Linked DNA regions of Homo sapiens: region 1 is linked to region 2. A link is an interaction called in ENCODE POLR2A ChIA-PET data of the cell type or tissue named here. Cell type or tissue: MCF 10A. All regions are shown on one strand. Each heading gives the region's core, and the rest is flanking DNA. Links, peaks and the distances in the headings are about the cores only. Region 1 overlaps NUBPL (NUBP iron-sulfur cluster assembly factor, mitochondrial). Region 2 has its middle 63 kb from the start of LINC02313.

Region 1 (4,404 bases), core at 317-4,316, 150 kb before region 2:
GACACTTTGAGTAAAACCTAGTAGATACAACAGACGATAGAAATAGACTCAGTGAAAATGATACACTGGAATTGTTAGACATAGACTATAAAGCAACTAAATTTGCTATGTTCAAAGAAATAAGGCCAAAAATAAAAATCTAGCAACAAACTGGAAACTAAAAATTATCCAGCAGATATGAAAGCAGTAAGATAATAGTAAAACTGAAAAACACACTATTTAAAACTTAATCATTAGGTTGTACATGAGATTAGATATAGGTGTAAAGAGAATTAGTGAACTGGGAGATAGGTCAGAATAAACAGTTCACAATGCAATGTGGAACGATAAAAAGGGGAGCTCCAAAGAAGATGGTAAGAGATACAGATATTCAGCGCAAAGAACCAGAAATCCAGAGAGCCAGCTTGAATTCCAAATTCCATCATTACCTTATATAATACATTTGACACACATAATTTTTTATGCCTCTGGGTTTCAGCATCACTTCTTAGTGGGCACTGCTGTTAATGCAGTTTTTACTTATGTAGCATAGTCCAAAGATTGCTTAAGTTTTCTGCTGTAACTTCTCATTTTTTCCATTTAACCATTTAATGAAAACATTTACTAAGTATGTAATATTTGCCAGATCCTAAGATAGATGCCAGGAATGGATACAAAGAACAGTTTGTTCATTATAAACTCAAATACTGCTGTCATGTGTCAGCTTATATAGCTGGACAGCTGAGGCTGAATTCCTGGAAATGCCCCCTGTATTCTGAAAGCCTAGACTCAAATAGCATTTTGAGAACTATCCATTTTTATGACTTACATTTAGGAATAACACAGCCTCCTTTTCTAGCCTTCCTCAGAAGAGTATCACCAGAAGATACTCTGAAACTCTCAACTTGGTCAAATGTATAACATAAAGGAAGGATGGAATTTGGAATTCTAGCTAGCTCTCTAGATTTCTAGTTCCTTGCTTTGAAAAGGGAACTGGAGGCCGGACGCGGTGGCTCATATCTGTAATCCCAGGACTTTGAGAGGCCGAGGCGGGCGGATCACGAGGTCAGGAGAGCTAGACTATCCTGGCTAAAACGGTGAAATCCCGTCTCTACTAAAAATACAAAAAAGCCGGGCATGGTGTGCCTGTAATCGCAGCTACTTGGGAGGCTGAGGCAGGAGAATGGCGTGAACCCAGGAGGCAGAGCTTGCAGTGAGCCGAGATCGCGCCACTGCACTCCAGCCTGGGTGACAGAGCAAGACTCTGTCTCAAAAAAAAAATGAAAGAAAGAAAAGGAAACTGGAAGACCCAGGTTCTAGATCTGCTACTACTTATGCTGACCTCACTGTCCACTCCTTTAACTTTGGCAATTTCAAAAGTAATTAGTTAGATCAGACTCTGGGCAAATCATTTAGCTAGCCTATATTTCAGAATCTTTTTTAAAAACACTTTTTTAATACACTGTCAAAGATTTATTGTGCTTAAAAATGTGAATTAAAATATATTCTGAATTTTAAAAAATCAGAAATGAGTTTTAAAAATGGTTGATTTGTGGGAGTTCTTTATATTCTGTGTATGAGAGAGAGATTTTCTCAGTTTCTGGCTTGCTTATTTATCTTTAAAATTGTGTCATTTCATGGGTAGATTGTTTTTAACTTTGTAAGTCCAGCTTATCAATTTGTTCTCTTTTTTTTTTTTTTTTTTTTGAGATGGAGTCTCACTCAGTAGCCCAGGCTGGAGTGCAGTGGCATGATCTCAGCTCACTGCAACCTCCATCTCCCGGGTTTAAGCAATTCTTCTGCCTCAGCCTCCCAAGTAGCTGGGACTACAGGTGTGCGCCACCATGCCCAGCTAATTTTTGTATTTTTAGTAGAGACAGAGTTTCACCATGTTGGCCAGGCTGGTCTCGAACTCCTGACCTCAAATGATCTGCCCACCTCGGCCTCCCAAAGTGCTGGGGATTACAGGTGTGCATCACCGCGCCCGGCCTATTCTTTTATGGTTAGTACTTTTTTGGGTCCTAAGACAACTTTGCCTATCCCAAGCGTGAGGAAATTCTATGTTTTCATCTAGAAGGTTTTTGATTCTGGTCTAAGCCTATGATCATCTCAAATTAATTTTTGTGTATGGTGTGAAACAGAAGTTGAGGTTCACTTTTTCCTATACAGATGTCCAGTTTTCCAGAACCAAATGTAAAGATATTTTCCCCCATTTAATTGACTTAAAGCCTTGGTTGAAAAAAAATGTTTATATATATAGATAGGTAGGTAGGTAGATAGATAGATATCCCTCGTATGGAGTGGCTGCTTTTGAATTCTGTATGCTGTTGCCTGCCTCATACTACGTGTTCTTGATTGCTGTAGAGTAAGGCTTCTGGATTTGTTTGTAAAGATTATTTTGGGCATTTTAGATCATGTATATTTCCATAGCAATTTTAGAATTAGCCTGTTAATTTCTGCTAGGATTTTGCTAGGGATAATATTGACTCTATTGCTCAATTTTGAGAGAATTGCCATCCTAACAGTGTCGAGTCTTCTGATCCATGAATATTATATATCTTGTCATTTATTTAGGTATTTAAAAAATTCTCTCAGTAGTATTTTATAGGTTAATAAAGGTACATATTTTGTTGGTTTTATTTCTATTTTTTAATTTTATTTTTAATTATGTGTTTCTAATACAAAGAAACATAATTGAGTTTAGTATATTGACCTGTCATACTACATTTCTGAAATCACTTATTCTAGTAATTTCTGTAGATTCCATAGGATTTTCTGTATATGTAATCATGTCATCTAGGAATAGGAGAGCTTTCACTTTTCAGTATTTATGACTTTTCCTTTTCTTGCCTTAGTGCACTGACTAGGATTTTCAGTACTATGTAGAGTAGAAGTGGTGAGAATGTATTTACTCGTCTTGTATTGATCTCTTAGGAAAAGCATTTAATGTCCCATGACTAAGTAAATAATGTTAGCTGTAGTTATTTCATCGACATCATCCATCAGCTTCAGAGAGTTCTGTTCCTAGTTTGCTGAGAGTTGTTATTATTAATGGCTATTGAATTTTGTCTAATGATTTTTCTGCATTTGTTGAAGTGATCATCTAGCTTTTCTCCTTTATTCTGCTAATGTGATAAATTACATTAAATCAACCTTGTATTCCTGGAATTAAATCATTTTGTCATGATGTATTATTATTTTTATATTTTGCTAAAATCATTTTTCTATTATTTTAAGGATTTTCTGTCTATGTTCACGGGTGATGTTGTTCTATAATTTTCTTCACATAAAAGGCTTCAGAATCCAAATATCCCTTCACAAAGATTATCTGCCATATAATAATGTCCTTTTAAGCATGAGCACTTCTGTCTCTTGTCCTTCATTCACCCCAAGGATGACATTGGCTATTAAATGAAAGAAAGTGTCGAATTAGAGTCAGGACATTTGATAGCTGTTTCACCTTAGTATCTCCAATCTAACATAGAGAACAATCTCTGACTAGACCAGTGCACACAGTGGTTCTGGAAATGAAATGAGAAATGAGAAAGCTTCAAAAACCAAATTTCAAAATAAAAGAGTATTTCTCAAAAAAATTTTTTCTTCACATAATATCTTCATAACAGTTTATTGTTAAATTTAAGACTCTAGCTTTTTAGTTTCATATTTCATAAATTTCTTCATTTTAAGTTTCTTCTACTTTCTCAAGGTTTATTATAATTATTTTGTGCTTTTTAGTTGAATTTTTTGAATTATAAATATACGTGTCTATGAGTTTTCCCCTACATAAATAAGTAAATAAATATTGTATAGTATTTATAATCAAAGACATGAAATAGTAGCAAGAATACTATATACCTCAGTCACAGATAAGGTTCCAGTAATGGGTCTGTAGATATTCAGGGTTTCTGCTAGCTACTCCTCTTCTGTGAATCCTGTATGGTCTTTGTAGATCTGGCGTTTAACCTCCAGGTTATAACCAAGAAGACAAGTCAGTGATGATCAGATGACATTAAGTTTTATAGTCCCTACCATGCTAACTCTAGGCCCAAATTTGTTGACTTTACTACTGACATTTTGGACCAGATAATCCTGTATTGGGAGGGAAAGAAGATTGTCCTGTGTACTAGAAGGTGTTTAGTAGCATCTTTGGCTTCTGTCTTCTAACTGTCCATAGCAGCCTTACTTGTGACAATTAAAAATGTCTGTAGACGTTACCAAATGTCCTGGAGTAGGGTGAGACCAGAATTGCAACCTAGATGGCAACTACTGCTCTAGGTTGATTTCTTTTTGTCATTTATGTAGACCTAGTAGATTTCTATGTAATTTGTATATATATTAAATTACCTTTTCAATTAATAGCAAACCAGGAAGAACATGGCAAAGTCAACTGTTAGCTGCTTCAAACAGTAGAAAAATTACAGATTG
Region 2 (4,404 bases), core at 278-4,277:
ATCCATCAAAATTTATTTGCTTTACTTTCTGGAGTACTAGATATGAATTTGAAAGGACATTTTAATTCAAACAAGTATTCCAGATAAATTAGAATGAATTTGAGTGGCATTCTTGTTGAATTAAACATTAATCAAGAATATAATTTTGACTTATTTTATTTATTTACCATTTCCCTCATTTGGAAGATTTGTTTTATTTTATAGCTTTAAAGAAATACTTAGGCCGGCCGGGCACAGTGGCTCACGCCTGTAATCCCAACACTTTGGGAGGCCGAGGCAGGAGGATCATGAGGTCAGGAGATGGAGACCATCCTGGCTAACACGGTGAAACTCCGTCTCTGCTAAAAATACAAAAAATTGGCCGGGTGTGGTAGCACGCACCTGTAGTCCCAGCTATTCCAGAGGCTGAGGCAGGAGAATCGCTTGAACCCAGGAGGCGGAGCTTGCAGTGAGCTGAGATCGCACCACTGCACTCCAGCCTGAGCGACAGAGCGAGAATCTGCCTTAAAAAAAAAAAAAAGAAATATTTTCTTTCTTCAACTTCATTGCTCATGTATATCTGGCTTTTATAATAGTGGTTGGGGGAAGTTCACAAGAGAGGTTGGCATCTGGAAGAAATGAGGAATTTGCTTCTTCATTTCCCCACCATGGATGGAGGGTAGTGGAGAGGAAGTGTGGAGTGCTTGAAGTGATTAAATTTGCTGGGCCATCTGGTCATCAGGAAAAGGCTGTGTTTTCAATTTCACGGTGAATGAGAAGTTTATTAAGGAAGGAAGAAGGAAGCCGAATTTAGTTTAAGGAAGAAAACAATTAGTTTAAGGAAGAAAATAATCATACTTTTCATAATCATAAAAGAAATCATATTTCTGCCATGAAGAACTTCAGCTTGCTTAATTGTAAAAAGAAGGGTCACCTGTTGAAGACTATCCACAGGTGGAACTGTGTAATGATGCTCTCTGTATCACTAGGGAGAACTTGGTGACAGTGGTTTGGGAAGATGAACAAACACGTGAGGGTAGCCTCTTGCTGTGGAGTTGCTCCAGTCCCCTAACGTCTGTCCCCATCCCCATACAATTATTATGGAGGGAAGAAAATGAGTCCAAGGGGTAAATTTTTCTCAGCCAAGGAAAAAATTTATTTATGTAATGCCTCATTCCTTGAATTTTGTTGCCAAAGTCTCTGATCTAGTTATCAGTTGGAAAGCCATGAATCAATGTAATTGAGGAGCATCTATCTCCTCATCTGTTTATTGAACTGCCTCATACTTTAAACATTAAAACCAGGCTCATATATTATTCACCAATTTTAAAATCACATACTAAGTTCAAGAAAGGCTATAGGAAGAAAATCAAGACTAGTACAAGAAGTCAGTGCAAAAAGCATATATTTGCACTAAACATTGAAACTGGAAATCTGGCAGAGAGATGGCAATGGACACAGGTATGCAAAAAATGAAGAGCTTGGAGGTGAGTCCACTCGTTGTCACCTGCTGCAGGCTTATCATCATCTCTGCAAGTAATTAATACGATTATCTTATGCTACCTGTATTGAATCCACAATGCTCAAATACTGGGATGTGATTGAGATTGAGTAGCCTGAAACTTTTTAAAGGATTTGTAGAAACTACAATTCCAAGAAAAGTGAAGGTTGCTTTATTTAAGGAACAACTAATTACTAAGGATAGGATGAACTTTTCCTAACCTTTAGGAGACAATTACCCAGATGGCCTTTGGTATATTAGGAATGTTTATCAAATTGAGAATTCTTTTTGGGTTTATTTGAAGCCTTCAGTATATATAGAGATGGTTGGGGCCAGGAGCAGAATGCCAGGCAAGAAGAATGGAATGTGCAGAAGTTGCATGATGAGAGCTTCCAGACCACAGACAAGGTCAGCGTGGCTGATGACTCGCTGGTCTGGACTGAGAAAAGTTGAGCTGGAAGGTACAAAGGGCCAGGTTATGCAGAGCACTCATGCCATGCGAAGGAGTTAGACATTTGCTGCAGATGATATCGAAGAATTTTACCAGGCAGCCCTCCCTGTCTGCTGACATCCTGGCTTGCAATCTTTTCTCTTCTCTCTCTGCTTCAAACTCATGCTCAAGCCTGATGCACTGCTTTCATGTGCATGTGGACAGCCCATCCAATGCCTGCGTCTCAAAGGCCTGTTCAGTTTCCAAGTTCTCTACCTCTACACCTCTGGTTTTGTTCTCATTCAAATCCACTCTTCATCTGAAATGTGAAACTCTCCTAACAGTGAGTGTAGTAATTTTCATCCTTCCCACATTCCATTACCTTCACTGAATGTGCTGTTCAGGACTCTGGTGCCTTGATGTCCCGTCACCTTGTCCTTCTCCTCTCTACGTACTTACCTTCTGTTTTAGTCAGGGTTCTCTAGAGACACAGAATCAATAGGATGTGTATAGAAGTAAAAGAGAAATTTATTTTCAGGAATTGGCTCACATGATTACCAAGGCTGAGAGGTCCAAAATATGCAAGATGAGCTGGCAGGATGGAGACTCAGGGAGGATCCAGTGTTGTGGTTCAAATACAAAGACTGTCTGTTGGCAGAATTCCTTCTTGTTTAGGGGAGTTCAATCTTTATTCAGGCCTTCAGCTGGTTGGATGAGGCCCACCCACATCATGGGGGACAGTTTGTTTTCCTAAAAGTCCACTCATTAAATATTCATCTCATTTGAAAGCACTCTCACAAAAATATCCAGAATTATGTTTCACCACATATCTAACACTGTGGCCCAGCCGAGTTGACACACAAAATTAACAATCATACCTTCCTTTCTTTTCCAACCTAGATGTACCCAGTGAATGATTTCATTTGCTTCTCCCTTACTCCCTTAACTTATTGTGTAACCACTGCATTTGCTTTGTTAATGCCAAAGCTTGTATCACTCTTGCAATCTGCTGCTGCTTCTAAAACTGCTCAATACAAGAAAACCACAAACTCAGGTGTAATGGTGCTACAACAAATGTGTGGTCTCCAGCTTCAAATGGGCCCACAGCGTTGCTAGGAAGTGCTTGTGTGTCCTCAGTCAGCTCCCTCTCCACTCCCACAGTGGCTGTCTCAGACCTAAACAGTTCTATGAGTCCCTGACCCATACGTGTCCCTGTCTCTGTCTCTGCCTCTCTCTCTCTCTCTCTCTCGCTTGCTTTCTCTCTCAGCAGTTGAACTTACCTGTTACTCTGCAGTGAAAATTGTGATCTCAGGCATGAACCACCTTCAGTTTGCTGCTCTTGATCCCTGTCCTAACCATTTGAATAATCTTGGCTTGCCCACATCAGAGAATGTTAGGAGCAGATAAAAAAGCCCATAGACATTTATACTTAGTCTTCAGAATCCATCCAGAGCAACTCTGCCCCTTCTTGGTTTTGACTTTCTGGTGCCTTGATTCCTTGCCCCATTTTCCCATTTTCTGCCTTCCACTTGCCACCTTGTTTCTTTAATTTGTGCCTCAATTTGAACTCAGCATGCCAGCTTTGACCTTCATACTCCTCAAGGTCACATGTTCTGGTGGCTACTCTCCTCAGGGTGGAAGACGGTGGCAGTGGCTGGAGAGGCCTGCATTCAATTCCTGTATCTGCGGCTTGGCTGGATAACATGGCTTGTTCAGAACTGTAGAGTTCCTAAGGACTTTGGTGGCCCTGTGTCTAATATGACACCTTGCAGTTCTCACTGCTAGCCTCTCAGCCGCCAGCCAATGCTCGTAGCAATTACAAATCTCCAGGAGGACTTCCTGATACCCTCTGGTGTACCAAGAAGCTGTACAAAAAAGCATTTCAGTCAGTTCTTGTCTCTGTGGAGTGGGAGGCCAGTTTGGATCTCCTCCAGACGTACATCGTCCACCCATATAGGCCAGAAATGCTTAGCTCACTACTAGAGTCTCTTTGAAGGGCACAGTTCATTACCAGTTACCTGCCTCCTAACTCCACCTGCCCCCTCCATGGTAGGCTGTTCCATCTTTCAACTTGCCTCACCTGCTAAATATCCACTTTCAACTCCTACATCTGACCCCAGAACTCAGGCTAGGAAACCTAAGTAGGATTTAGAAAAGGCAGGACATCTGGATGTGGTTGGGCAGATGGTACCAGTCATGGAGAGATGGGAATAGGAAAAGTAGCAGGACGTTTGAAGAGGAAGATGATAAGTGACTGTGGCCATGTTAAATCTCAAAATTAGAGAACTCAGTGAATGAATGAATGAGTCAGTAAATTCTCCTTGAGAGTGAGTTAAATTCTTGGGAATGTCCCTTATCTTCCTCAGCCTACCTACAAATTAATGGAGCAATGTGTAATCATTGTGACCTCCTGAGGGGCTTCTATTATGCATAGGTTGTACAGTCTGACTTACTCGCTGTATTCCCTCCCCTCCAGATCATGAGGGTTCCTTTC

Evidence for each region. Peaks named below come from ENCODE experiments on the same cell type or tissue, not always from the same donor. Only the 100,000 strongest peaks of a DNase experiment are listed, where the experiment ranks them.
Region 1: POLR2A ChIA-PET joins it to region 2 with 5 read pairs; 2 of 35 experiments call an interaction of 5 or more read pairs at or near these places.

What each region holds. Positions count from the first base shown.
Region 1 is chr14:31,730,944-31,735,347 of GRCh38, forward strand. The region is part of intron 6 of NUBPL (NUBP iron-sulfur cluster assembly factor, mitochondrial); the gene reads left to right. Among named protein-coding and RNA genes, the nearest start is that of NUBPL, 170 kb to the left of the region's middle. In MCF 10A, for the core only: no CTCF peak of the experiment used is centred there; no DNase peak of the experiment used is centred there.
Region 2 is chr14:31,879,211-31,883,614 of GRCh38, forward strand. No RefSeq gene overlaps it. Among named protein-coding and RNA genes, the nearest start is that of LINC02313, 63 kb to the right of the region's middle. In MCF 10A, for the core only: no CTCF peak of the experiment used is centred there; a DNase peak (open chromatin) is centred at 1,891.